Regions from separate parts of the Mus musculus genome. Here all the other regions are linked to region 4. The links are chromatin loops, found by intact Hi-C in ENCODE. Cell type or tissue: heart. All regions are shown on one strand. Region 1 overlaps Mitf (melanogenesis associated transcription factor). Region 2 overlaps Mitf (melanogenesis associated transcription factor). Region 3 holds the start of Lmod3 (leiomodin 3 (fetal)). Region 4 overlaps Mitf (melanogenesis associated transcription factor). Region 5 overlaps Mitf (melanogenesis associated transcription factor). Region 6 holds the start of Mitf (melanogenesis associated transcription factor). Region 7 overlaps Mitf (melanogenesis associated transcription factor).

Region 1 (4,000 bases), 120 kb before region 4:
TTTTTTTTTGAGACAAGATCTCTCAGTGGTCTGGAGCTTGTCAAGGAGGACAGGCTGTCTGGGCTGCAAGCCCAGGCAGCTGCATGTCTGCTTCCTAGTAGAGGGATTACAGTATGTGTCACCACACCAGGCTTCTAGGGACGGAACTCTTGGGTCCTTATGCTTACAAGCTGAGCCCTGCCGTACTTTTCTCATTTTTGGAGTCTTCCTGACTATTTCAGCTTTGATGAGGTCTCTCTTCTGTGGCAGGTTGTAAGCTGAACATCTCTCACCCCTCTGAGAACTCTGAGAGGACCTCCTTCTTTGGTTAGCTGTTCTACCTCTAATAGGTGTTCTTTCCCCAGCCCTAGAAAGCCCACCTGCTTGCTATCTAGCTTAAGATTTCAGGGGATCTCTGTGAAGCTTTCCAGATCTTTTTATTGTTACACTAGAGAGAAACCATGATTATCTCTACATTGCTTCCCTAAAACACAAAGTAGGCATAGAATTTCTATGTGCCAAGTGAACACAGTCTGGGTTTTGAGTTGGATTTCTGTATTCCATTTGGAACACACTAAATTTAAGTAAAAATTATGTGGATATGTTAATAACTACTTTATAATTGGTTTTAGGGGGTCAAAGATCTATATTTAAATTAAGGAAGGGGAATAGGTATAGCTCAGTGGTAGAGTGCTTGCCTAAGAGTGTATGAAATCCTGGGTTTCCTCTTCAGCACTAGATAAATACATATATAATTAAGAGAAAGTGTTTGCTGTTAAGGGAAGTGACACTATACTCCATATCAATAGTTATTTAATTTGCTAAACTATTTGAAACATGGCAGCCGTGGGCTGGGAAGATGAGTAAGTGCTTGTTAAGTGGACATGAGGGCCTGAGTTTGGATATCCAGTACCCACTGAAAAGCTAGGCTGGGTGGCTATAATCTCCTTGCTGGCAAGGTGGATACAGAAAGATTCCTGGGACTTTCTGGTCAGCCAGCCTAGCTGAGTTAGTGTGTTCCTGGTTTAGTGAGATGCCTTGTCTCAAAGAACCAGGTAGACTGTGAAAAGGACGACGTCGCCCCAGTGTTGCCCTCTGGCCTCCACATCTACCTGTACGTGTGCACATGTCCATAAACGCAGAGCACATATACACATAAAACAATACACACAAATACAAAATATGATTGCAAGTTTATGTGCTTATGAAGAAGTTCAAAGATTGACTTTTTAAAGTGAAAAGCAGCAATCGGTTTCCCCTTCTCGATTCTGATTAGTAGGTTACAATTTCAGTAAGGTTTGCTTTTGAGAAAAATGAAATACGTTTATGGATATCATCACTGTAATACTCAGGAAAGGCAACTGTACTTACTGAGTTAAAGGTCAGATGGTTAAAGCAACTTTAAAATTTGCCTTGAAAGGACAGAGCCTCCTCAATATTAGCTGTGCTTCCTTTAAGCTTCCTCAAAGGCCTATCCTGAACAAGGCTCAGCCTTGCTTTCTCCTCTTTGCAAAGATGCTATATCAAAGACACACTAATTTAAGCCCTGCTACTGTCCAGATGTAGCAGCTGCGAAGAACCAGGTTCAGAAGGTCACCATTTGGAACTGCTTAAGCCAGGACAAACTTCCTGCTGTGATTGCATGTCTGCCGGAGAAACTGGTAGTTCTTTGGGGCCAGGCCTGTTCCATTACACCAGATGGAGCCGCAGTGTGGCTGGTCAGAGAGAAGCCAGAGTGTGAGCTTGTCTAAGGAGTAAGGCAATACCCAAAATAGCTGCTTCTCTTGACAATAGCCATGCCCTTGCAACCAGAACTGTTTGTGTTGGAAGAGAGAAATCTTAAGGCTTACATTGTCTGCTATGGTAGCAGGTGGCTACTGAGTCCTTGAAATATAGCTAGCCATAATTATATTTATAAGAGTAAAATCTACAGCAGATTTCTTAGGTTTATATTTTTAAAATGTGAAGTATCTTGTTAATTTGTCATATTTTCATTCTTTTGACAACTTCACACACACACTATAGCTATCTATCTATCTATCTATCTATATGTAAAATGTGCCTTGATTATACAAGTAGTATTTGGGGCATGTTGGGTTAAATATATTAATAACAATGATTTTTACCCACATTTTGTTTTTGCTTTTTAACGTACCTGCTGGGAAGTGTATACATACCTGTTCGTTTCCCTTCTGTTTTTGCTGAGCAGAGTGCCTGTGGGGGCATCCATACTAGGAATGTGACATTATTCCGAACTATACTTTGATTTTGAGAGTTGATTTTGAAATCCATCATCAAGTATGGAATTAGATCCTTTGGATTGCCAAGCTAGTTTCTCAGTAACCCATAGCGCATATGCAATAATGACAGCAAGAATGAAACTTTTTTTTTTCAGTCAGAAAAGCAATTTCTAGAAACCATGAGCTCTGCAGAGCTAAAATTTCATTCTCATTGTTTTATTTTTAAGCTCTATTTTAAGTTTCTTCCAGGACGAAAATGTTCAGTCCCTTCTGGATTCTGATGTCCTGGTAAATCTTCTTTGTGAACCTGGGGGATGTGATAGAACTGGCACAAGAGAAAATTAATTTGGTTGGGATCCATGAATGGAGCGGGGGGTAATGGGCAAGCCTTGTGGAGGCTGTGTAATCCATCACTGTACAAGGTTTGCTAGGTTGCCGAGCTGCGTGGCACCTTCTGTTTCGGGCAGCATCGTGCCAAGATTAACTCCTGTAGAACCCTGCTCTTCTGTATTAGGAGAAAGCATACGCATAATAGAATGTGACTATAGAACATGTATATTCGCAGTCAATAAAAATGCTTCTATCTGTCCTTCTGTATGTATGGTGTGTGTGTCCATTGTGTGCTCTGAAATAAAATCAAATGGGCTTTACCACAATTTTTTCTCTTTCATCCTAGGGTATTTTCCTACCCTTTATTTTCTACTAATTTGAACTCCAAACTCACTGTATCAGGGTACTGTCTTGTTGAAGGCAAGTCAATGCTGGGAGCCATTTAACTCCATTTATCAATCACATGACACTGGACTTGGTGATATATTAAGAACAAGATGCCCCCTCCTCCACCCCTCAACTTCCCACTGTTTTGCTTCTTTCTCATTGTTGAAACCCAGAATTCAAAACTGGTTTGGAGGCTCTGTGTAGAAGTGCATTCCAGAGCATGCCACTAAATGGGATATAAATAGCATTTGCCCTGACAGAGCTGGAGTTTTCTCAGCTCTAGAGACATTGAAGCCTTTGTTTTGTGGGTCACTGGCCCCTCCCCCTCAAGCCTGAGTCATAAAGCCCGAAACACTAATGAGGTTGCTGAAATGTAAAATCTAATTGGTAAGATGTATGGGAAACCATGAGCGAGTAGAACCCTAAACCTCAATTCAAGTGACTTCCCTATCTGGCCCATAGCTTGCATACGTTGTCATCTGTTGTTCCAAACCCTTCAGTTTAGTTGTTTCTTCCAGTAGGATCAAAGTAGGCCTAGACTGGGCTGGGGATGTATAGCCATATAGGTTAATAGAAGGATCCTGAATTCTCCATTTAGAAAAGGGGAAAAGTCCATGAAAGAAAGAGTATGTTGTATTTTTAAATTTTTAATATATATGTGTATATATAATCTGCATACTTGATTATACATTTAAATACAGATATAAACTTAATTATATATATGTATACATGTATAAGCTTGATTATATTTGTACACATATATAATTGTATGTGTATGTATATAAATGTATATATGTATATGTAAATATATATTATATATCATACTTATAGCTATATAACATATTTTATATAGAACATAGTATATTTATATTAAATATTTATGATATATATATTGTTTTATATATATATATATATATATATATATAAAACAAAATAGTTTTCTATTGTATTCTGAATGTACATATAATAGTTCATTTATCAAAGTATCACCTGTATCTGGCTTGGAATAACTCTGAAATAAGAATGGCTTTTATATTTAGCATTTTCCCCAGTTATCTGAAATT
Region 2 (4,000 bases), 73 kb before region 4:
GTAACTTATGTATGAATACAACTATTCACCAGGGGTGTGGTACAATTTAATTTTTTCTGTCTTTCTAATTACTGTCCACTAGCTTTACCAAAATATGTATGCACCTTTCTTGGCTTTTCCCTAATTTGGCATTATCTTTCTTAACTTCATTGGGCTACTATAACCTCCTACACTGGGACTACTGTAGTAGCTTATATTGGCTGTCTTCTCATTGGTTCTCTACATAGCAACCAAATATAAAATCCCACCGTGAGCTCATCAGTCCTCCATTGACAACTTTTTGGTGATTTCATTCTTATCCAGGGACTAAATCAGTGACACCTCTCACTGGCTTGACAGCTCTGGCATGGTCTGGTCTGGACACCTCTTGGGTTTCATACATATCAACGATTGCCCCTCGTTCTACGTTCAGCAACTTTTCCTGCTAACTCTCCCCCTTCAGACTTTTACATGTATTATCACAACTAAATGGAAGACTCTTCTACATCCCACTCCCCAGCTCCAGCCTCAGCCCAGAGATTCTTGCCTAGGGAAAACCCCAGCTGACCTCATGTAACTGTTTTCATCTCCTTGTAGTAACTTCCATATAAGTAATCATGGACTGATAGGATTCTTTAATATGTGTTTCCCACTGGGCTATAACATCTTAAGAATTTATACAGTAATTAAACTGGTGTAGCTATTCAGTAAGTATTTATCAAGCAGGAGAGTAGACAAAAATTAAAAAAAAAAATGAACATGGAGCATACAGTTTCTTTGGCTAAACTCCCTGGCTGACTATTTTCTATTATTGGAGGCTCATTTACAGAATATAATTTTATTACATTGTAGAATTGTGATGTATAGAAACAGCAAGCTTTTCTATTCAATTAGTTTGGAGATAATCTCTGAGACACAGAAAGGCAAAGTCACTTGCCCGGGGGACACAGCTAGTCAGTGTCAGATGTCTTTGTTGTGACCTTTGAATTGTTACAGGGAGAACCTGGCTCTTTTCAGAACTCTGTCAGGCAGCTCTGGTGTGTTGAGCCTGTAGCATAAATATTTGATAATATTGATGTTGTCATGTCTGCATTTTAAAGTGTTTTCTCTTTGAGAACACGTATTACTCTTTTTTTTTTTCCTTCTTGTATACTGATGTACTCAGAATTGATCAGATGGCAGTCTAAAATACACAGGCGTTTGGTCTAAAGATTTGTGTGTCCTGAAGGAGACTGTCACCAGTAGAAGCAGCTTGTGTGTTCCCTTTACCAGGCTGAGGTCAGCACTGCCCTCCCTCTACTCTGGGGTAGGTAGAAGGGTGAAAAAAAGCCATGTGCATCAATAGCCTATTAGTTGTAGAATGTGCTCTGTGTCCAGCAACCAAAACTGTGTGTATGGTTTCAAACTAGACAGAGATTCGTGCTAGGCTGTTTGATACATTCTAGCTAAAATGGCAGTGACTCTCCTTTATAGCCTTTCTTGCCTACTTCTATGAGTGTGTTAAGTGTTAAAAATCCACCACGATGTGACTTCCTTCTCCTTTCAAGTTCTCTGATGACATATGTCCCCTGCAAGCATGCGTCCCCCTGCAAGCCTGAACTGGTGCCCAAGCTGGGGAAGGCACAGTCAGCATTGCCAGAGCTTGCCTGGCTGCTGTGTACATTACTGGCCTGGCCCAGCTCTCGGAGTGTCCCCCCTGTGCAGATCGAGGAGTGCTGTGCCCCTCAGGTGCCATAGGTACTGGATTAAGCAGGTCTGCTATTGCAGACAGACACCAGGCTCCATTCTATCGTGGAGCTGTGTTTGGATTGGAGTTTCCAGGGCCTTATCAGGAGCCACCCCTAGTGACACAGCCGGTGCCAGAAGTAACTTTGACTTTCACTCTTCGCCAAGGGCTTGCAGAACACCTTAAAGGAAGAAAGATGGAGGCGCTTAGATTTGAGATGCTCATCCCCTGCTCCTTTGAAAGCTTGTGTCTGTAAGTGAAGCTTTATTCTGGAGATAGTTCTGGGACCACTTAACAGAAGCAGATCATTCTCTGATCGAGGAAGGAAGGCTTGCGAATTAGAAATACTGCCTGGTACTTTAAACTGTGGCTTTCAATCAGCTGCAGCTCTAACCTCTTGTGCCTGGGTGTGATAAGGGGCAAGAGCTCATTTGGGGAGGAGGGATCAAAACGGGAGCCTTCTCATGTAAAATGGAGTTTTGGTCATTAATAATGACAGGAAAAAAAAATCCTGAGTTTGAAAGATGGGTTAGGGCAGAGCAGAGCTTGATGCAGTTATGAAATAGATCACGGTTTTGTTATGAATAAAAAGGCATTTTCTTTAGGAACATGCATGCTCTGTGGCACGTTTCCCCAAACTACCCTGCTGCACACATTGTAACCCTCCCCCTCTGTGTGTGTGTGTGTGTGTGTGTGTGTGTGTGTGTGTGTGTGTGAGTGTGTGTGTGTGTGTTTGTTTGTATGTGGGGGCTAATTCCCTGACTATGGAATATTGTAAAATGTTCTGATTTGTATTTTTGTAGATTAATTTTTTTCCTTGAAGGCAAGAGCAAAACATTCAGACATCAGCATAGTCTCCTTGTCATAGAAATACTGAACAAGATGAAGTAGCAGTTTTACAGGAGTACCAAATGGAAACCGACTAAGTAGATAAGACCCCTTCTCCTCTGGCACCTGCTTTCCACTTTCACTATTACTCCCTCAGATTAGGAAACAATACTGGAAGCTGGGTCTCCAAGTGAACCGGCTCTCAAGCAGATTAACTTATGCAAAAGCCACTTCTGGAGCTTAATAATTATTTACTGAGTGTTCCTGGGTCAGGAGAGGGGTTCTGATTAAGTCCGAGAAGCTATTTGTTCCATAGCTGGTGAAGGTGTGCTTGAAGACAGCAAGAAGAATGGAAAAATACTAGGTGTAGCAGAACTATTCTTAGAATTTGATTCTTAAAAATGAAATTCCCATAAATTGAAGTGTGGGCTAACAGTCCGTCATTTGCAGCTGATGGGTCTTTAAGAGGTCCTGTAAAGGGTAATTTTGAAAATGGTTTCTATTTCTGCTGAAGTTTGCTTTTATAGATACCTTGTACATTCTCATCCCACGTGTCATTAAAACAGCTAATTATTCATCTTTCTAAAATGATCGAGCATTTTATGAACAAAGTACATATAATTATGCATTTGAAATACCATTATGCTGAAATTTTTAAAAATAAATCTCTGCCTTATAAATCAGATAATAGTTGGGAAGACAGTGCCTGCTCGTTGTGAGTCATGTCCTGCCGGAATGTACCTACAACCTGCACATGTTTTTAGTTCTTTTTAAGCAAGTTGAGGGATGACACCCAATCAAATGTGCCTTGAAGGTGCAGCATTAGGACAGACTCGAATGTGTCCCCAAATTAATCCTTAAGTTTAAATATTTTCCTAGGTAACTATAATATTTGTCACAGGAATATGTATCCCTCCAAACTTTCTGAATGAATCTTCTAGCAAATGTCTTTGACAAAACTTGTGCACTGAGCTGTTTGCCATTAACTATTTCCCCTGCCTGGGAATTAATTGTGTATTTCCTTCCAGGAAAGCCAGTGAACACCAAAGCAGAAAGGAACATTCTAGACGCTTGTCTGTCTTGAAAATAATCCAAGAGCTTTCACTATGTGGGTGGGGGCGGGGGGGGGAGTTGAGATGTTCAGCAAATGTGTTTCTCTGGGATTAAAGTACAGTGTTGGGCTGGAGTGTTGGGCTCAGTGGGTAAAGCCCTTGCAGCATATGGGTAAGGAGCTGTGTTCAGGACTCTCCCATCCATGTAAAGCCAGACTTGGTGGCATGAATCTGTAATCTCAGAGTTGCTATGGTGACATGGGAAGTGGAGCTTATGGGTCAGCTAGCCTCGCCTGTCCAATAGAGAACAAGAAACCCTGTTAGGAGCAAGATGGGAAGTAAGCGCTGATACCCATAGTTGGTCTCTGACCCTGATTCTCATGTCATGGCACTCACGTGCCTATCCTGCAATGCA
Region 3 (4,000 bases), 750 kb before region 4:
CCCTCTTCCGGCCTCCTTAGGTACTGTACTCAAATAAACTAAGGCTAATCTCACAAAGGAATGCACATGCATGCGTGCATGCACACACAATTAAACATAAAAAAGTCTTTCAAAGGCTGGCGAGATGGCTCAGTGGTTAAGAGCGCCAACTGCTCTTCTGAAGGTCCCGAGTTCAAATCCCAGCAACCACATGGTGGCTCACAACCATCCGTAACGAAATCTGATGCCCTCTTCTGGAGTATCTGAGAACAGCTACAGTGTACTTACATATAATAAATAAATAAATCTAAAAAAAAATAGTCTTTCAAAATATTTTTAGGGCTGGGGAAATGGTTCTGTGGGTAAAGTACTGGCTGTACCAGCCTAAGAATCTGAGGACCCCAGTTCAAACTTTCAGCACCCACATAAAGTAAGATGAAAGACAGGAGATGGAGACAGAAGAATCTCTGAAGGCTCCGGGCCAGCTAAGCCTGCCAGCCAGTGGTGATTAAGAGACTAAGAGACCCTGACTCAAACAGGTGAATGCTGTGACTGACACCTAAGGTGGTCTTCCCTCTCCCTCTCCCTCTCCTTCTCCCTCCCTCTCTGACACACATGCACACACACACACACACACACACACATACACACACACACACACATTCATACACAGAAACACACATACATAAAAAAACCACACATACACAAAAGATTTTGTAAAAACTTAAAGCCAGGCATGGTGGCACCTGCCTTTAACTTCACCTTTCCGGAGGCAGAGGCAGGCAAGTCTCTGGGTTCTGGGCCAGCATATGGTCTAAATAATGTGTCTCTACTACCCAGAGCTACATAGAGAGACCCTGTCTCAAAACCAAACCAAACCAAACAAAAACTTTAATGAAAACCATTTTAAGTGAACTAACTCAATCTAATAAACCGTATGTGTAATGTTATTCCATATATGTACACGTACAAATTTATATATGTACAGGAAAACACTTCTATAATTATTATCAAAGCCTTGTTTTTGTTTTTCTGAGTCAGGAAGGTAACCCCTGGAGGAACTGAACGTCTGCCGCGTGCCTGCTACCTGCATTGTGCAGCCTTTGGTTTTACATTTGCCTTGTGTTGCTGCTACAGAGGATCCCACGGTGAGCAAAACCAACCAAGTTAGGAGGAACTTTTGCAGACACACGCTTGGGGTTGTGCCCGTACATACATATATATGTGTATGCACATTTCTATCCTACACCCCGCCTGCCCATATGAGACATTTTACCCTGTTTCTAGACACCCTAATAGCTGCTATACATGATGCAAACAGGGACTGTTTTATTTTAAAAAAGAAAAAAGTGTCTGTATATATCCAGTCCACATGGCAAATAAATAAATAAACAAATAAACCTTTTTTAGTGTTTTCAGTTCACAATTCGTTGAATTCAAGGATGGAGTCCCTGAGGATACACAAGACCAAGTACATTCAAATAAAAGTTAGTTAATTTTGTTTTCAGATGCTATTTTATTTATTTATTTACTTATTTATTTATTTATTTTTCCAAGAGCTGAGGACCGAACCCAGGGCCTTGTGCTTGCTAGGCAAGCAGCGCTCTACCACTGAGCTAAATCCCCAACCCACAGATTCGATATTTTAAAAGATGATTGTTAAAACATATTTGGAACTGATACAGATTTTTAGATCCCTGTAGCAAAGCCTTTGTTCCATGTGTATTTGAAAGGGAGTGTTTCTACTCCACAGAGCTCTGTTAGAAAATAGCTTCCTGCCGAGCTCTGGTGGGACACGCCTTTCATTCCAGCCCTGGGAGGCAGAGGCAGGTGGATCTCTGTGAATTTGAGGCCAGACTTGTCTACAGAGTGAGTTCCAAGACAGCCAGGGCTACAGAGAGAAACCCTTATCTCAAAAAGAAAATATTCCTTCTACCCTTCCTAAAGTATCCACTGCTCTCGGAGACACGCATGATGTTGCATTTCCTGAGGCTCTGAGACTGTGACATGGTGCAGGGGAAGGAGACTACTCTGATAACCTGGAGTGTGTTTTTAAAACCTTGGTTTGAATCCTAGCTCTGGGGAAACCACCTTCATTACTCACTAGTCTCTGAAGCAAAGCGCATTGAGGAAAGAGCCAGCCTTGAAATGGAACAGGATTAGGGTGAGATTTACAACTCTGCAGTGTCTGGGAAGGGAAAAGGCAGGCTTCAGATCAGAGTCCACTAGCTTCTCCTGAATCCTTCTCCACTTTGTGTGCGTCTGTGCATCTTGCGGCTGTAATTCCCAAAGCTGGTGGAGAAGTCTGACATGCAGTGTTCTGAGCAAGAACTCAACGCTGGTGATACATGACAGTTGACAACATTGTCCTTAAACTACCTCCTAAAACACCCCATGTCTCATCTGCTCCAGCAGGGGGAGCCAATTATCAAGCTGTTTAATGCACACGAGGAAACAAAAGCATTGGTTTTTGTCTGTAGTCCTCCTAAAACTGGTCTTTGTATGGAATTGTCTTCGAACTCACAGAAGTGCAATTGTAAGAGGTCTGCAAAGGACACGATAAGCTCTGGTCTGATCAAGCCTGAAATTTATTTCCTGGACTTCAGTTTCTGCTTAATGCTCACTACTGTCTTCTATCACACCAATGTGACAACATGCACCTGTGTCTAGCAGGTGGCCCCAAAGAAACCATACATAAGAAATCTGTCTTCTTTCTTCTCAATCATTTTTAAGTGCAACATTAAAATTTGTCCTTTAGAACCATCAAGACGGCTTATCAGGTAAAGGTACCTGCCACCTCGCTTGACCTACACACACACTCACACACTTACACACACACACACACACACACACACACACCTAATAATAAAAAAATGTAATTAAATTTTAACTGTGCTTTATACAAAACTCATGCCAGCTCTAGTTTTTAGATAAGTATCTCAAGAGAGGACTCTCTTGAAGATTCCTTCTTAGACATCAATTTTCAGGTGTCATCACTGATGCCCAATGCACATACAGTGTGCCCACGTTTTCAGTCTTGGGTTTGGCTTAGTGTATGGCCAGATTTCTTCAGAAGTGGGGAATCTTTGACATTATATGTAAAATATCGTATGTGCATAAGTAGTCTGGAGAAATGTGGAGTAGAATTTGGACAAGCTTCTCAAAAGGAGAAGCCAAAAAAAAAAAAAAAAAGACAGAAGAGCTGTTTCTGTGTTAAACCATTACATGTCATTCATGGCTACAGACCACCAACTCCACACAGAGACCCTGGTGCCAATGTTGAAAGAGAAACACTGACAAGAGGTTATCACCTTCTCCCCACTACCTTGCAATTATACTATTTTTTCAGAAAGTTACAGCCTGGGCTAGAACTTAATATTATAATTTAATTTAGGTGTGCCAAAATCCAAAACAGAATCACACATTTCATTCAGTCTTGAGAAATCACAATTGCAAAACACTACCCTGCCAGCCCAGTCCCGGCAGCCATTTGTGTCCCACACAGATCCCTGGTTACCTCAGACTGCACAAAACTGACAGGAACTCGTTCATCTTCCAGCATGCGTCTAGACGCCTTTTGCAAATACATGTAATCAACGAGAGACTTATGGTTGAAGTTTCCTGTGGGTGCCTTGTCTGTTTGATCCTTTTGGATCATCCCCACAGGAAGGTGGGGGTCAGGGGCCATGACTTCCATCTCTGACTGCAGTTCCTTCAGCTCTTCAGGGGATAAGTTGGCTAGGAGTTCGTCTTCATCGAGCTCCTCACTAAGGGTGTCTTCTTGCTCCGAATTCCTGCTGTGCCCCGACATAGTTTACTTTTTTTCTATCTGTTTCTAGATCACCAGAAAAGAAGAAATAATCCAATATGATATATTTTAAAGAAGGAATCAGTATGCAAACACCTCAGTGTCTTCTAATTAACAAATATCTTAGGCCAACCCACCCTTGAGAGATTTTCTCACTCAATGGTGTTGGTTGAGCTGCTGGGAGTGACTATAGCTCAGCTCATGTGGGATCTA
Region 4 (4,000 bases):
CCCTTCTCTCTCTTCAAAGTATAGTCTGTGATGACCTAGAGATTTGCTTTGATTTTGCTTTGGGATTTTTGAGATAGGATCTCATGTAGTCCCCTGCTGGCCTTGAACTCCTGATCCTCCTGCCTTAGCTTCTTAATGGCTGGATGACAGATATGTGCCACTATGCCCAGTTTTGAGTGAGTTGTACCTGCACGTGCGCGTCTCTCATTTGTCTCTTAAAACATGAACATCGTAACAGAAGTGCATGTTTATATCCAGTTCACATATGAGGACATAAGACACACACAGTTAATATTTCTAGAGCTACTGGATTAATCTTGTAGCTCACTGTTTCCAAGTTTTAATTTGCATTTTTGGTTTATTAATGCTCAGATTTGGACCTGGGAAATGTGTTTAGACTTCAGTTCCTAATAGCTTTGTAACTTTCATCTTTTTGGCCTTTTACAGTGCTCTATGCAAACATGCTAATGCCTCTCGTGGCCCCTTAAGTTGAACAAGAACAAAACCAAACACACAGAGAGCAAGGTTGACCCCTGAGGTGACCTGTTTCTCAATAGAACCTCTCAGAGCAATGACTGCTAATAATCAGGCACCAGTTATCAGAGCCTTTGCTGGAAGGCATTGAAATGTGGCCCAAGGACATTTTAAGTTAGCGCAGTGCATATTCACTGGCGTGTGGCAGGGTGTGGGTGTGAGTATTATGCTTATGAAGATTCTACAAGTGCTCATTTCTCCAAGACCTACCCACCTGCCCGCCCTGCCTGCCCTGCCTGCCTGTCACCACCGTCTTACTAATATACACATCTGAGAGCAGCTTCCACTATGTACAACACCTCCCAGCCCCATCTCTTCATCCAGGGCTTTAGCTCATGCATATACAGAGGCCAGAGACCAGCATCAGAAGTCTCCCACCTATTATTTTTGAGACCTTGCCAATTAGGCTACACTGGCTGGCTGCTGGTAAGCTTCAGGGATTCCCTGTCCAACAACCACTTCAGCCCTGAGGTATAAAAGATATGTACCCAGATTTTATGTGAGTTGGGAATCCAAACTCATATCATTATGCATGAACAGCAAGCAGTTTATCCACTGAACTGTTTTCCGTCTCTTGGATCTAAAACTTAAAATAACCAAAAAGTTCTACAGCCCTTATCTGTCTGTCTGTCTGTCTGTCTGTCTGTCTGTCTGTCTCTCATTTACCTTCTTATCTCCCTATCTACATAGTGTGTGCATGAATGTATGTGTGTGTATTTGTATCTGTGTGTCTATGTGTTTGTGTTTAGGTGCATGTGTGCAACAGCATACGTATGGAAGTCAAATGTCAATTTGGAAGTCAATACAGGGACCCCAGGAATTGAACTCAGGTTGTCAGCCTTGGCAAATGTCTTACCCACTCTGCCATTTTGTTAACCTCCAAATCAAAAACATTTTTAGTGTCAACCTGATGCTTTAAGTAGAGTTTGATAACCAATTGCATGAACTAGGTTACAGTCCAAATGCTGGTGAACTAAAAAAATTAAATACAAAGTTATCTTTTGGCCATATGTATGTATGTATAAGATGTAAATAAAACATAAATAAATTTCATGTTTACATCTAGGTATTATTCCCAAGATAAATATGTGTATAAACATCACAAAATTATAAAGAAGTAAAAAAAAAAAAAAAACCCTAAGTCCTTCTTGTCCCAAGGTTTTCAAGTAAAACTAGCTTATCCTGTATGTGGAGTACCACCTTGCTGTGTACCTCTGGGTCCCTCCATGGTTTAATTCCTCTTTGATGCTTTCTGAAATTACTTGTCTAATACATAATAGAGAGCTATGATCAGGTAAAGGAAAGGCTAATCTGCAACGTGGTGTGATGCAGGTATCAAGGAATCATTATTTGAAATTGTCTGGCAATGCTGAGGGTCCAGGATGGAAGGAGTGATGCATAGCTATTGATTGTCTAGGAAGATTTCCAAGGCATAAGAAGAGGAACTTGTGGCTGTCCTCTCTAGCTAGCTTTGAGAAAATCCATGTCCGACTGGGACATCATTGTCAAGAAAAAATGAAAATGAGGTTGCTGCTTTAAAACAGCCCAGGAGAACCGGAGGAGACAGCACCACTCTGAGTAGTTAAGGCTAAGTTGAGCATTTCTTTAATCCTGCTTTAAGTGCTGTAAATATTTTTATTAAAGTCTTTGAGCTCCCTCTTGTGGCTCTTTGGATAATTTCAATCTCAAGGAAGCCAGCTTTTCTTTTGCCATAAGGACACCGCTTTACAAAAGGGAAGTATTTGCTCATTGCTTTTCTTTATGAATGAAAGCAAGGGAAAAAAAGTAGGGAGAGGTGAAAGATGGAGGAAGAGAAACGTCCTCTGATGGAAGCCACGCATGGACTCCTATTTCACAGGAATACCTGGCGCCCAGGGGACATTTGCCACTTTTGGCAGCAGGTGACACCTTGCCAACATGTTTGGAATGTGCCCACCAGACAGAAGTCAGTGCGGGCACCCTTCTTACTCCCTATATAAACAGATCATATAATTCTGTGTGAGTCCTCAGACTTTCCTGTTTTAAAAACACAGTTCTTTATAGCAAAGAGTGTTGTTTCCATAAAGCCTGAAATAGAGTATGAGTTTTATTGAAAAAAAACAAAAACAAAAACAAAAAAACCTCTGCAGTCAGTCAACACCCATTGCTGTTCTTGTCTGTGTCTAGTTACCCGTCTCTGGAAACTTGATCGACCTCTACAGCAACCAGGGCCTGCCACCGCCAGGCCTTACCATCAGCAACTCCTGTCCAGCCAACCTTCCCAACATAAAAAGGGAGCTCACAGGTACGTACCTAGCACAAATGCTTCTTACTATGATACTCTGTTCTCTTCCCCACTGGGGAGCGTTACCAACGGAACAGCAACGTTTCCTGTGCAGCTAGTGGGTGTTCTTCCAGTGTGTTCGCTTCCTGAGCCTCTGTGCAGTAATTTAATATACAGTATTAAGACGTTAAGTTGCCAGTTTCCAGGGTTGCTGGGAGCCCTTTGGGTTGAGGGTTATAGGCAGTACACGCCCCTGTAAAGTGCCTCTCCCCTACCCGCTGTGTATCTTGCTTGCTGAGCCCCTGGAGTCTTGACTTAGGGGATCCTGCTTTGAATTTTCCATCTGAGTCCACACTTGGGATCGAGTAAGAATGTATTTCTTACATCTTTCGATGCCTTCTCCTCTTTCTCCTGTATTGTGTGCATGAGATTTATTATAGAAGGAGAAATAAATCATAAAATGGAGCCATCAGAATGTTTGCTCTTGAGGCAAGTGTGAAATTACCTATTTTGCCACTTTGTTTGATGCTTTAGGGAAGGCATTTGACCAATAAAACATGACAGAAACTGTATTAGAACCGGCATTCTACCATGGTGAATTTTATGGTCCTTGCCCCAAATCCCTTTTTATTATTTAGTTCTTGCCTCTTGCAAAACTTGGGGGTGGGGTTGAGTAGATGGGGTACGGATTGTTGCAAAGACTGTTCTGTCCAAAAGCATTACAACAAAAACTATTTCAGAACATTTTAACATAGGAAAAACAGGGTTTTTTTCCAGAAAAGTGTTAATTGGGGCTCAAAAGGTAATTTACTAATAAGCAAAAACTTAAAAACCATTAAGAAGCAGTGGACAGTAAGACCTTCTTACCCTTCTATATGAGAAAGCAAGCGAGAAAGTGGCTTGGATTGACCATCTGAATTTGGGAGATTCTAATTTTAATTCTGTCTGCACACACACACACACACACACACACACACACACACGTGCATATGCAGTTAGGAGTTTCATGATTACAGGTTACATCCTGGGAAATAGTTCACCTGATGATTTTGCTGTGGTATGAGCTTCACAGTGTGGCTTTACGTAGACCAAGAAGGCTGTAATATCATTAAACGGTGTCATCTTAATTACACTTATTAATTTATATTCAGTGTACAGCCTCTCTTTGACTATTTCAATGTAGTGTGAGATGGGTATATACAT
Region 5 (4,000 bases), 150 kb before region 4:
TATGTTGTGACCACAGATCTTTATAGGAACACAGCCTGACACTCCCTGTTCCCTTTGCCATCTGGCAGGCAACAGATTCTGTCCTGTGAGTCATACTCTAAATGTAGACGCTTTAACTTTCAGATGTGAATGGGTTTGGTGGGTCTCAAGTCAGCAGCAAAGAAGGGGAAAGGCTGTGACTGGCACCTGCCCTTGCAGTCCCAGGAGAGGACGGTGAAATCCAGCTTTCAGAGCAGTCATTCAACTCTGGTGTGAAAGAAGGTTCCAGAGCCACTGAAGGGCTCCCCAAGCCACTCATCATCTCCTCGCAGCATTGTGGGTGGGGTTCTCTGAGATTGTAATTCAGAAAGATAAATATATCTTCCTAGTTTCTTCCACTGGCGCTGGATTAATAGTACGCTAATATATCGCTATTTTGTAAGCAAGAAAAACATTCATGTTTTGTCAGTCTCTCACGTGCAAACCATCTAAACCTAATTCTATATAGTAAAGAACCCAGGGACCCAAGGGTGACCTCTTCAAGGGAAGTTGAGAATGGTTATGCAACAAACTATAAAGGTCTTGGCTAGGGGATGGGAGAGGCTTTTTAGTGCAGCACTTCTCAGCCTGTGGGGTGTGACCCCTTTCGAGGGTTGAATGACCCTTTCACAGGAGTCCTGTATCAGATATTTACAGTATGACTTAGAACAGTAGCAAAATTGCAGTTATGAAGTAGCAACAAAATAATTTTATGGTTTGGGGTCACTACAACATGAGAAATTGTATTAAGGGGTTGGACATTTGGAGACTCAGTCCCCAGTTGGTGGCACTGTTGGGGGAGGTATGACGGTGTAGCCTTTTGGAGGAAGTGTGTTACTAGGGAGTGGCCACGAGAGCAGAAAGCCTCGATCTACCGCCCAGCTCGTTCCCTCTGCTTTGTGCTTGCCGTTTGAGATGTGAACACTCGGAATCCTGCTCCATTCTCCATACATGCCTGATTATGGACTCTAGCCCTCTGGAACCATAACTTTTCGTTCCAAATAAACTCTTCATTCCAAAAGTTGTCTTTGTCATGGTGTTTTATCACAGCAACAGTAGAGTAACATGGTGATTAAGAACACTTGCTTTGCTAGCCTGAGGACCTGAGTTAAAAATCCCCTGTAATAACCTAAATCCCACAATATAACCCAGTGCTCTGGCATTGAATATATGAGGACTAGTATGGCTTGCTGGCTGACAGTGTAGTTCTATGTTCAAAGGGAGTCCCTTTCTCAAAGGAATAAGACAGACCATGATAGAACAGAACACCTGACACTTTCCTTTGGCTTCCACATGCATGGGCTCATGTGTACTTGTACACATGTGCTAAGAAGCCCACACATGCTAAGATATACACAAACATGAGAGAGAGAGAGAGAGAGAGAGAGAGAGAGAGAGAGAGAGAGAGTGTGTGTGTGTGTGTGTGTGTGTGTCTTGGCTGTTTGAAAGTTTAAACTGGCTCAAGTTTTCAGATCTTTAATGTTGTAAACCTGATTACTCTATTATCCTAAGGTAGGCTTCTTATATCCAGAGTATGTAGGAAACATAGCAACGGTGTATTAATCACAGCTACACCCATCACGGTGTTCAAGTGTGTGTATAACTGTGTGTGCATTGTTAGAGATGCCTGTGTGTTGCTTTATTTGTGCCTTAGGACCTGGGAAGCATGGCTTAATGCTTTGAGTAACAGTCAGCAGACCTGGAGGAGGCCTTCATTTCTTGGGATCAGGGAACAGAGAGAACGTTCTGGAAATGAGCTTTGGCTAAGGAGGATCTTGTGTGCTGAGAGGCGATCTTCAAGGGGAGACAGGTCTGTGCGGTCCAGAGTAGATTTTTAATTCAGAGCAGGCAGTGTCTCTGTGTTGGTATGGCTACCCTCGATCCCACCAACCTCCAGTGCAGAACTGTCAAATGAGCAGTGGAAGAAGATGAAAGAAAGGCAGCAAGGCCAAAGCAGGCCTGCCCAGCCATGCTGTTCTGTGGCGGGACCTGACCGCCAGCCACTGGCCAGATGTTTGGAGGCTGTTCCTGGTTTCATTTCCCTGCTTTCCTGCACTAACTTGACCAACAGCAGCACTGGCTGGTGAAAACAGGAACAACACAATGCTTTCCTGCACACTTTCATATGCTGCCTTCCCCTCTTCCTGTGACCTCTCTCCCCTTCCTAAGCCCAAGTTTACTTTCTAGGGTTATCTTCTTTCCTTCTCTTCTGAGATCCTGTTCTTTTAAAGAAATCGGCCTTGATAGTTTGCTTTGTACCAGCAGTGCCTCCCCATGTGAACACCACAGCCTGCGAGAAGCTCACGCAACTTGGCTTTTAGGGATGTGTGCTCAGGCTGTAACAGTGATGCTCTGTATTTTGGAGCTGTCTCACCATAGACTTCCCAGCTCTTTGGCTCTTACAAATTTTTCACCCTTTCTTCCATGATGTCCCCTCAGCTTTAAATACAGGAATACAATACAAAGTGGTCAGCCATGAGGTGATATGCAAACAAGCAACACCAAATGGATTCGATTCAGTAGATTGTAGTTATATCTATGCTTATACATTAGTATGTGTGTATATGTATGTGTGTGTATGTATATATATATATTATTGATATCTATATATCAATATCAATATATATATATTTAGCCAAGGCTCGGGAAGATGTGATGTAATTACATTTTAATTATTTTTTAAGTCACCATTTTTACTGGCTGCAGAATGTTTCACAGCATGATTTGATTACAGTTTATTCATGTAAGCTGCCATTGATAGACTCAGATGGTTCCACTTTTCCAGCTAGTGAAATCAATAGCACTGCATATTTTAACTCCATTTAAAAGAGTATTGAAGTACTTTCTATGTGCATATTTTGCTTTTGTTCTAGTTTTGTTCCCATCTCCAAGCTCATTCAAGTCTTTAACATTTCTAAGTTGCTAATGGACCTTCTGCAATCCTTGAATTTGGTCCATCTGGGCTATCCCGTGCCATTTCTTGATCTCAAAACTTTCATCCTTTGCCTCAGGTGCTTGTTTACTGATCATGGCTGTCCTGTGTGTCAGAGTATACCTCAGAATATCCCTGTCCAGTGTGTATCTAACCCCCACCCAGTGGGGTGGTCCACAGTATCTCTCTAGATATGCCAACATACTCTTCAGGGTTGGAGATGATCCTGGTTGAGAAGGAGCATCATCTGCTGTGATGTGTATCAAGTGTACTTTATAAGAAAAACCAATACATGGCAGAAGTTACTTTTCTTATACATCCATCTATACACGCGAGCCTCATACTACATAGCACAGCCACATGGTGCACAAGGATGCTTTGGTCAGTAATGGGCCACATACATGACAGTGATCCCATAAGACTGTCACTTGGTGACACTTGGAACCATCTGAATTCTAGTGCATGTGGCAACTGTATTCTGAGCACAGTATTTCTTGCAACGTATTTCTCAGAACAGTTTCCTATCATTAAAAAAACACATGGCTGTACTGGAAATAAATCTCAATATTGTATTCAGAGCTTCAGTTAGCTCCTCTGAACACTTGACACTAAAAATATTTAGTTCATATTTTGTGTTTAGGTACAGTGTTTTTGTTTATAAAGCTCTCCATATCATTATCAGGAACTTTTGAGTATTTTCTGGTTGTAGTTGAGGCAACACCTATTTAGTTAGCCACAGAAATAGCACAGGAATTTCATCATTTTACCCACAATGCTTATATCCAAATGGGGATTTAGGCCATCGACACTGTCCTACTAGGGCATTGTTGACACAATGATGACATGTAGGATTCAGTGACATCAGGTGGCCATCACCTCTGCTCCCTCCTCTAGTTACTTCACTCTCCACAGCTTTTGGCCTCTACTGAAGTAGCCCCACCTAAGAGGACCCCTGGGGGTATCTGGCCTCTCCATATGTTCTTGTTCCTGTGAGAAGGAACAAGGATGCAGTATAGCATCCTTTAGGTTTCTTCGTTTTTTTACAAGTGA
Region 6 (4,000 bases), 200 kb before region 4:
AGCTTAGGCTGGCCCTAGACTCCCAATGTAACCAAGATGACTTTGAACTTCTAACCATCCTGAATCTACCTGTCCCAGGTGCTGTGATTATGGGATTGATTATGCCACCATACTAGTTTATGCAGTGTTGAAGACTGAATCAAGGGCCTCATACACCATAGACAAAGGCTCTACCAACTAAATCACATCCCAGGCCTCATTATTGTTCTAAACCTCAATTCTGGTACAAGTCTTTGACAGCCAGCCTTCCAAGGGCCAACAGACCATGTTTAGGCACAGTGTCTTTCTATTTGTGTGTTCTAAGAAGAACGTACATAGCTTTGTTCAGGAAAAAAAAAACAAAAACAAAAAAACCAACCAACCAACCAACCAACCAACCAACCAACCAAACACAACTCCTAATGGGTCAAGAGATTCAGACAATGAAAAGGCTCAGCGTTTCTCAGTCGGGGTGATATTGGGCCAGAACGCTTGCTGTTAGGCACAGTGTTTAGCATCTGTGGTTCACACCTCATCAAATTCTGGACTTGCTCCAAGCCCATCAGTTTCTGCTCCCACTTTCCAGCACTGACTATGGAGGACCTGGATGAAGTTCAGAGTCTAAACACACATGCTGCTCTCTCGGTTTACTTCCCTTCTTCTATACTGTTACCTCTGAATATTGTTTCTAGCAGTTAATATATCCATGAACATCTTGAAGCTTTTCAGGGTGATTTCAGATATCCTGCCATGCTATTGCTATAGGAAAGGACCCCCGAAGTATTTTAAGAACAATATTCAGCTACAAAATGTTGGTTATTGCTACCTCAACGATGTATACATTTTCCAGTTCTCACTCACCACTCCTATTCATGATCTTTCTGATATAAAATTAAAAAAGAAAAAGCTATACTGTGAGGCAAGATATAGGAGTGGGTAACTCCAAGGAGATGCCCAACCATCAGTGTAGACCTTTTAGGATCATCATTTAGTTTATCAACTCCTGAAAGTGAAAAATACACAGAAGAGATGCAAGCTTGCCAAGAATGCCTCCAAGATACACAAAAGAAAGCCAAAATTAATCATCACTGAGCAGCTTTTAAAAAATTCTATGTATGTATTATGTGTACCTGCACCTGCATTCAGCTGTCAGGAGACAGATTGCAGTAGTTAATAGTTCCATTCTTCAGTCATGTGTGTCCTGAGGACCAATTGCAGGTTGTCATGTTTGCAAATAAGTAAATTTACCGACTGAGCCATTTTGCCTGCCCCTAGTGTATACAAATTGCAAGTAATTCTTTCCTTACTTTTGACCTTGCAACACCATCTCAAATAGGTTTCCTAATCTCTTCTTTCATAGATGAGGAAATTAAGGCTTCTAGGAATCCAATGGACATGTCTAAGATTACACAGGATTTCTTAGAAGAACTAGGAATTTCTGCCATCTTAAAATGCCACCCTTAACTCCAATGTCTCAAAGCACTCGTTGATGTTTTATACAACATGAAGAGTCCTGCTGGAACTAACCAGAAGACAGGTCTGAACATACAAATGAGCTAAAGTGCGGTCATTTAATACATCACCTAGCCGAGTACCTTGAAGCTGCACCGGCTTGCAATGTTAGGACAATCTCATCTGAACTCCCAGCCAACTGAGAAATTGAAAGCAGACGGTGGTGGTGGTGGTGAAGCTGTTTGGTAACTTGATGTCTTTTAAAATTAACTGAATCCTTCAAGTGCTGCTTTAGATTAGAGGTGACTAATTGGATAAAAGGAAAGGAGCCTTTCAACTGATGAAGAGTATTGTGGGAGCTTATACTGAGTTCCAGAAAAAGAACGCACAAGAACAACTCCTCCAATAATGCTTTCATTATAAAAGTGAAGTTTCCAACACTCTGTTTCAATAGAGGACAAAATGATGTGTCGCTGCAGTCCAGAAGAGCTCGGGGGCTAATAGAAAGTCCTTTTATTTTAAAAATGGGTTTTAACTCTGACCGAAACTTTCTAGTTTCAAAACCCCTTAGTGTTTTATTTTTTAAATGAACGCTCGGCGTGTCCTCGCAGATGTCTAAACCAGGAGGGACAGTAGAAGCCCAGGCTGAGTTGTTCTTATTAATATTAAACAGCCAGGTCTGTATCCTTGAAGCAAACCGGAGAGACACGGAGAGGAGCTGCTGACATTGACAAGGAATCCAAACAGGACTTGCACTATCCGTGTACACCACGTTGTCTCTCCCCGGTTTGACCTTCTGGGAGTTGTAGTTTTTGCGGAAGCTGATATCCTGGAGAGCTGGTGTGCTCTGCCCAGGCGGAACCACAAATCCCAGGGCGCACCGGGCTCAGCCCCTCCCGCTCTGGTGTGAGAGTAAACTCACCGCGCCGGGGCGGGCGGCCGGCTAGCGGGCTGAGTGGGGCACTGCGCGGGGCGCGCGGCTTGGGGTACCCGAGGCCCCCCATCTTTCTCAGGTGCCCGGGTTCTGGTCCAAGTCCCAAGCAGTGGAAGGCGGGCAAGAGGGAGTCATGCAGTCCGAATCGGGAATCGTGGCGGATTTCGAAGTCGGGGAGGAGTTTCACGAAGAACCCAAAACCTATTACGAACTCAAAAGTCAACCTCTGAAGAGCAGGTGAGTGGTGACAGCTGGAGGGAGGCGCGGCAGGAGGCCCATGGGCCCCGCGCCTGCTACCCTGGGAGGAGAACAGTCAGTCTGGATAGCTCTAGGACAAGGACCCCGTGCCCTTGCCTTGGGGTACAGGGCGACCTGGCCCCTGGCATTTAGGGTCCCGCTTACAGACGACTTGCTTGCATCCCAGGGTATCTGACAGTGGCATTTTGGGGACACCGCGAGTCTCTTGGGATGGCTCATCCAGACGTGGGGACCCTCGGCTGCAGATGCCAGCTGCTGAGCTAGATGGGGGCTGGGGCGGTACCCGGCGCGAGGTGGGGTAGGAGGAGCACCGGACAGGGACTGTGATCTGGTGCTACCAAGAGCAATTTTTCTGAAGCTCCCTAGCAGGCTGAGGGGCTCAGGAGAGGGGGATCTGATGCTCCAGGGCAGCGATGAACTGGCCTGGAGGTCTTCCCTTGTAGACCAGCCCCTCTGGGAGATACTACTCAGAGAGGCCTCTAGGTGAAGTTCACCTGAGCTTCACCTTTCACCTGCCACAGGACAGCACCGAGGAGGTGTGTGTGTGTGTGTGGGGGGGGGGGGTGAATAAAAGGAGGGGAGGAGGTTGTGGGTGGGCGTGTCTCTCAAGCTGGGCAAGCTGTCTGGAATAGAAGTCTTTACAAATGCAAGAAGGAAGGAAGGAAGGAAGGAAGGAAGGAAGGAAGGAAGGAAGGAAAGAGAGAAAGAAAGAAAGAAAGAAAGAAAGAAAGAAAGAAAGAAAGAAAGAAACAAACAAACAAACTACCTTAGAGGTCTGTGGTGGTTGGGAATGCTCTCTTGGCACCTACACACATTTAATTCTCCAGGCGCTTCAAGAACTTTGGGCCTAGAGTGAAGATGTTCTCTAGTCTGGTGCCTCCCAACTCTTCAGTACCTCTGCAGTATCCTAATCCCTCACGCCACCCTCCATTGCTACTTGCCTGGCAGAATCGGTTATCACTCTCTTTGGTCCCTCTGGACCCTTGAAGTGCTTCTTATTTGTCATGTTTACAGAGAGGGGGATAGTCACTGGAATCTGTGACTTTATTTCCACCCTTTCAGTTGTGCGATGAAGTAAGGCTAACATCATCACCTGGTGCATCAATTGTCTAGGGTCTAGATGAGTGAGGTTCCCCTGGTAGAGGGGCAGAGGGACTCACTTTCAGGGGCCAGGAAGGCAGAATTGAGGGGTGGAATCTTTGGTTTGGGAGACAAAAAGGCTGGGTCTTATAAAGTGGAGACAGGTTGCTTTCCTTCAGGGCTGGGACAGGACCTTGAATCCAGTCATGGGAACAAACTCTGGGAGGAGCAGAAGCCCTGGCTCCCTGGCTAAGGCAGGCTTTTTGCACATGCTTGTGGCAGAGTGGAAGGAAATGT
Region 7 (4,000 bases), 85 kb before region 4:
CATTGGGTGCATGAGTGCTCACGTTATATAGGCACAGATGGTATGTATATGTATGAGTGCATGTGTGCATGCACACATATGCAAGCCTTGGCCTGATCCTGGGGAGTCTTCCTGATCCCTCTGTGCCTTGTTCATTTAGGCAGCTTCTCAGCGAACTCAGGGCTCACCTGGGCAGCTAGTCTAGAGAACTTGCTTCAGAGGCTCCAGAACCTTGCCTCTTGATATCCATATGGGCTGGCATGGAGCAGATCCTGGATTTCGCTCTGGTGTGGCAAGTACTTTGGCTGCTGAGCCACCTCAGCCCAGACATGTTTTCCCATGTGTTTTCTGGGAGACTGGTGTCTGCATTGCAGCTCAGCTGGCAGCGTCTCTGGCCTCCTCCATTCGTTGGTCCAATAGCATTCCCTCTCCATTTGAAAAACAAAAATAGAAAACTGTTCCAAGGCCTTTGTCCCCAGCGTCTGTACCTTCTGTACCTACACAGGCAATCTTGGGCTTATTTCTCTGCTTCATCCCGACCCCAGGTGGGTGACTGTGAGTGAGGATATTTCCTGTTGTCTTTGGCGGCGCCTTTTTTCCTGTCCTGGTGATCAGCCCTGCTCTGTTACAAGTGTCTGTTGCTGTGTTTTCATGGATCACAGGCTTCCCTTTTTCTGAATGCCTTCCATCTGTGTTCACTTTCTGGTTCTGGTGAGACTACACACTTATTAGTAGTCATAAAAAGCAAGTAATTTAGAGAAAACAAATTGTATACTTTTTAGACTGGTCAGCTTAGTAGGCAATAATAAATACATGGTAGTAAAGTTAAAAAATGATGAGCTATATGATGTTCATATTTGAAATGCACATTTAAAACATTTACTTTTATGTGTATGGGGTTTTACCCACACATATACCTGTATAGCATTGTGTATTGCCCGGCGCCTGAAGAGGCCAGAAGAGGGAATTGGGTTCTTGAGTCTGGACATACAGACCATTGTAAATCTCATGCAGTTGCTGAGAATCAAATGTAGGTCCTCTGGAACAGGAGCCAGTGCTCTTAGCTACAGAGCCATCTCTGTGCCTGTGAAGTATATATACATCTTATAGCACTGATTCTTTGCTATCCATTTGGATCGTGTTCCAGAAAGCACTGTGGTATGTCCATGGTTCACAGGCTGTGTGTAGGCAAAGATTGCTATGGATGTAGTCCGACCCCAGAACTTATTGTAAAGATTTTAATTTTCAAATTATGTGCATATGTATATGTGTGGGCGTGTGCACATAAGTACGGGGCACCCAGAAGAGGCCTTTGGAATACCAGGAACTGGAATTTGAGGAAGCTGTGATCTTCTCTGCATGGAAAATGGTGTGTGGGAATTCTAGGAACCAAATGAGTTCTCTGCAAGGGCGAATATGCTCTTAATTGCTAAGATATCTTTCAAACTCCCAATCATAAATTACATTAAAGTATTCAGTGGATTTTTTAAAACTTGATTGTGTGGTTCTTGAGCACAGAATTTGTACATAACAATATTATATTTCAGTGTTGAAGGCTGGGCATGCCTTGGTAAGACAGTTCTACCAGCAAAATAAGATAAACCATGTAAATTAAAAATATATTTAATATTACCCAGCTCTTTTAAACTTTGTGTGTGAATTCCCCACACCCCTTACACCCTCAGTTAACAGGAAGCCTGTCCATGAACCCCAAAGTATTGCAAAGTTAGCTCCATGTAGTGTATCACTAGCAGGGAATTTGTTTCAGAGAATACCTTGTGATAATTCATCATGAAGTTAGAAGGATTCCCACCAAACCCAAACCCAGCCATTAACTAAATGTGTGTCTCATAAGGAAACATAGGCAGTGTCAGCAGAGGGATCCTCAAAGACTAAAGCATGTCCTCTAGCCTCACCTGACGTTCTGTTCTACAGGCTTGGGGTCTTCTCCTCAGGGCAGAGGCCCTGTTTGCAGGCTCTGTCAGCACCACTGCCTGTCACTTCCATTGTGAAGTTCTCAGTCCTCCTTGGCAGGACCCTACACTTCCAGCATGGAATCCTATCTGCAAGTCACACTCATTTTCCACAGTGAGTGAAAGAGAGATTAGGGCTAAGCTTGCCTGCGACCGTGTCAGAGCCCTGTATGGCTCTGTTTTATCACACTGAAATTCTTCATAGCTGTTGGCGTCCCACTACTGTGCAGGAGGTCACTATTTCTGGGCTGTGTTTAATCTTGTTTCCCCTGAAGGATTCTGGCACATTCTTCTCTCTGATTGCTTCTCAGACTCCAACTATTCCCCTGCTAAGTTCCTTGCTTTTGCTTCTAGAAACAATGTAGTGCTTCAAATACTGAACATAATTTGAGGGAGTGTTATATAGTGTTTAGACACAAGCACAAGTCCTTGTAAAGCAAATATAATGAAATTGAAGAAAATGTTCAGATAAGGTATGTGGTCTGGGACACCCAGAGGCCTGAGCTTTCTGCCTAACAATGGGCAAGTGTTGAAAGGCTGTAACACATTAGCATCGGAGATGTCCTGAGATGAAAGAATTCTGAAAGGCGTCTTTCAGCCTGTGACTCCAAGGCTACTTACTGTGGAGTCAGTGTGTCCGGATTCGAGATCATGTTGAACCGCGCTCTTAGGAGCCCTCACTCATGACTGTCTTTGCAGAGAGACTCTGTTAAGCTCCAACTTTCCGAAGACCATGCTTATCTGAGAACCCATCTCAAATCATTGATTTTCTCCCACTTTTCCCCATTAACGTGTGTAAACTGTGTCCTAGGTACAGGGACTTTTTTCATATACATGTAAAACCTTACTTATTTATTTCTGTGTGTCTTTGTGGCACAGCATGCATGTGGGGGTCAGGAGGCAACTTGCAGGAATCCATTGTCTTTTTTGTACCACGTGGGTCCCAGGACTGAATTTTGGTGCTTGAGGGAAGAAAGCTCCTTCACCTGCCGAGCAATTCAGCTTTGCTTTATATATATAAAAAAAAAATCATTGCAATTTCACGTTTTCCCAGGCCCCTTTAAAGCAGGCGATTTAAGGGCAGTGTTTCTTCTTAGTTTCTGTCTAGTAACTGCCATTATTTTAACTCTTGTTCGCTATGAATATTCAGGAAGGTCTGCCTAACTCTTGTGTGTGGTTTTACAAAGTCAGATCCTCGCCACAGGTGACAGTGAATGCACCATGTTAATGAATTAATCATTGAACGCACTGCCCAGTGGGTGCTGAGTGTCTCCCTGGTGTGGAACTGTAGTTCATGGGTGGAGTGGTAAACAGAACAGATATGGTCCATGCCTTCACGGAATGCAGAAATCCAGTGGGGCCTCGGTTAGGGTCAGGAATGAAGGGAGTCCAGCCCCAGGTCTAATTTTAGAACTGCTTCACTCTTTTGATCCTTGAGTGGCTTTTGTAAACGTGAAACAGAGGACTGTGGGTTGTGGAGCGGCACAGCCCAGCTCTGTGCTCCATTCATGTGTTCAGTTTTGGAAAGTCTCCTACGTCCTGTTCCTCGCTTCCTTTTAAGTAAAGAGATTAAATCCTCGTGAGGTGCGATCTGCAAATGCGAGGTACAGTGTGGCAGTATGCTGAGGAATTCTCCACATCTCTGACTCTTCTCCTGCTTATCTTTAAGATGAACCAGAGATATAATCTCACTTAGCCACCCTCTCCCCCCGTTTTCCCCATTTCCTAACAACACTACAAGAAATGATGACCAGACCCAATATTAGGAAGCTGAACTCTGGGTTAATAACAATATCATTGTAGCTAGTAACAATTATAGACTGTGCAATTCCCAAGCTATCTGTTTAAATCAATAAATGATTAATATTAGCACTAAACATTGCTGTTAAGACTCTAATGTCCATGGCATAATTCTGACATATACCAGGCATATCAACTAGAACCTAAGCTGTAGCGGGTGCTAAAGTATTTGTTGAGCCTATGAGTTTTGATAAGAATATTTTTATTTTTCTACCTCTTATTCATGATTTTGCTATTATTATTTAAAT

Evidence for each region. A loop is a pair of places that touch in the nucleus more often than their neighbours do. Peaks named below come from ENCODE experiments on the same cell type or tissue, not always from the same donor. Only the 100,000 strongest peaks of a DNase experiment are listed, where the experiment ranks them.
Region 1: it touches region 4 in a loop (3-fold over the local background); 3 of 42 quality-filtered maps call a loop at or near these places.
Region 2: a loop joins it to region 4, with 3 times the contacts of the local background. A loop is called at or near these places in 4 of 42 quality-filtered maps.
Region 3: it touches region 4 in a loop (3-fold over the local background); 4 of 42 quality-filtered maps call a loop at or near these places.
Region 5: it touches region 4 in a loop (3-fold over the local background); 11 of 42 quality-filtered maps call a loop at or near these places.
Region 6: a loop joins it to region 4, with 2.8 times the contacts of the local background. A loop is called at or near these places in 2 of 42 quality-filtered maps.
Region 7: a loop joins it to region 4, with 2.1 times the contacts of the local background. A loop is called at or near these places in 4 of 42 quality-filtered maps.

Annotation. Positions count from the first base shown.
Region 1 is chr6:97,880,508-97,884,507 of GRCm38, forward strand. The region is part of intron 1 of Mitf (melanogenesis associated transcription factor); the gene reads left to right. Among named protein-coding and RNA genes, the nearest start is that of Mitf, 75 kb to the left of the region's middle. In heart, a CTCF peak has its summit at 1,663 (motif pointing right); DNase peaks (open chromatin) are centred at 74 and 1,634; H3K4me3 peaks cover 571 bases; H3K27ac peaks cover 3,567 bases.
Region 2 is chr6:97,927,977-97,931,976 of GRCm38, forward strand. All of the region lies in intron 1 of Mitf (melanogenesis associated transcription factor), which reads left to right. Among named protein-coding and RNA genes, the nearest start is that of Mitf, 120 kb to the left of the region's middle. In heart, no CTCF peak of the experiment used is centred here; a DNase peak (open chromatin) is centred at 1,745; H3K4me3 peaks cover 2,790 bases; H3K27ac peaks cover 3,891 bases.
Region 3 is chr6:97,248,782-97,252,781 of GRCm38, forward strand. Lmod3 (leiomodin 3 (fetal)) reads right to left here and starts at 3,976. Exons shown (of 3, transcript NM_001081157.2): 1 at 3,497-3,976. The coding sequence starts at 3,790. In heart, CTCF peaks have their summits at 229 (motif pointing left) and 2,385 (motif pointing right); a DNase peak (open chromatin) is centred at 2,400; H3K4me3 peaks cover 1,657 bases; H3K27ac peaks cover 1,505 bases.
Region 4 is chr6:98,001,187-98,005,186 of GRCm38, forward strand. It overlaps Mitf (melanogenesis associated transcription factor), which reads left to right. Exons shown (of 10, transcript NM_001113198.1): 6 at 2,701-2,818. Among named protein-coding and RNA genes, the nearest start is that of Mitf, 200 kb to the left of the region's middle. In heart, a CTCF peak has its summit at 2,208 (motif pointing left); no DNase peak of the experiment used is centred here.
Region 5 is chr6:97,855,839-97,859,838 of GRCm38, forward strand. The region is part of intron 1 of Mitf (melanogenesis associated transcription factor); the gene reads left to right. Among named protein-coding and RNA genes, the nearest start is that of Mitf, 51 kb to the left of the region's middle. In heart, CTCF peaks have their summits at 693 and 2,103; DNase peaks (open chromatin) are centred at 93 and 2,033; H3K27ac peaks cover 1,091 bases.
Region 6 is chr6:97,804,686-97,808,685 of GRCm38, forward strand. Mitf (melanogenesis associated transcription factor) reads left to right here and starts at 2,373. Exons shown (of 10, transcript NM_001113198.1): 1 at 2,373-2,602. The coding sequence starts at 2,499. In heart, a CTCF peak has its summit at 2,376; DNase peaks (open chromatin) are centred at 2,286 and 2,796; H3K4me3 peaks cover 1,916 bases; H3K27ac peaks cover 1,334 bases.
Region 7 is chr6:97,916,156-97,920,155 of GRCm38, forward strand. The region is part of intron 1 of Mitf (melanogenesis associated transcription factor); the gene reads left to right. Among named protein-coding and RNA genes, the nearest start is that of Mitf, 110 kb to the left of the region's middle. In heart, no CTCF peak of the experiment used is centred here; DNase peaks (open chromatin) are centred at 416 and 2,046; H3K4me3 peaks cover 1,217 bases; H3K27ac peaks cover 3,989 bases.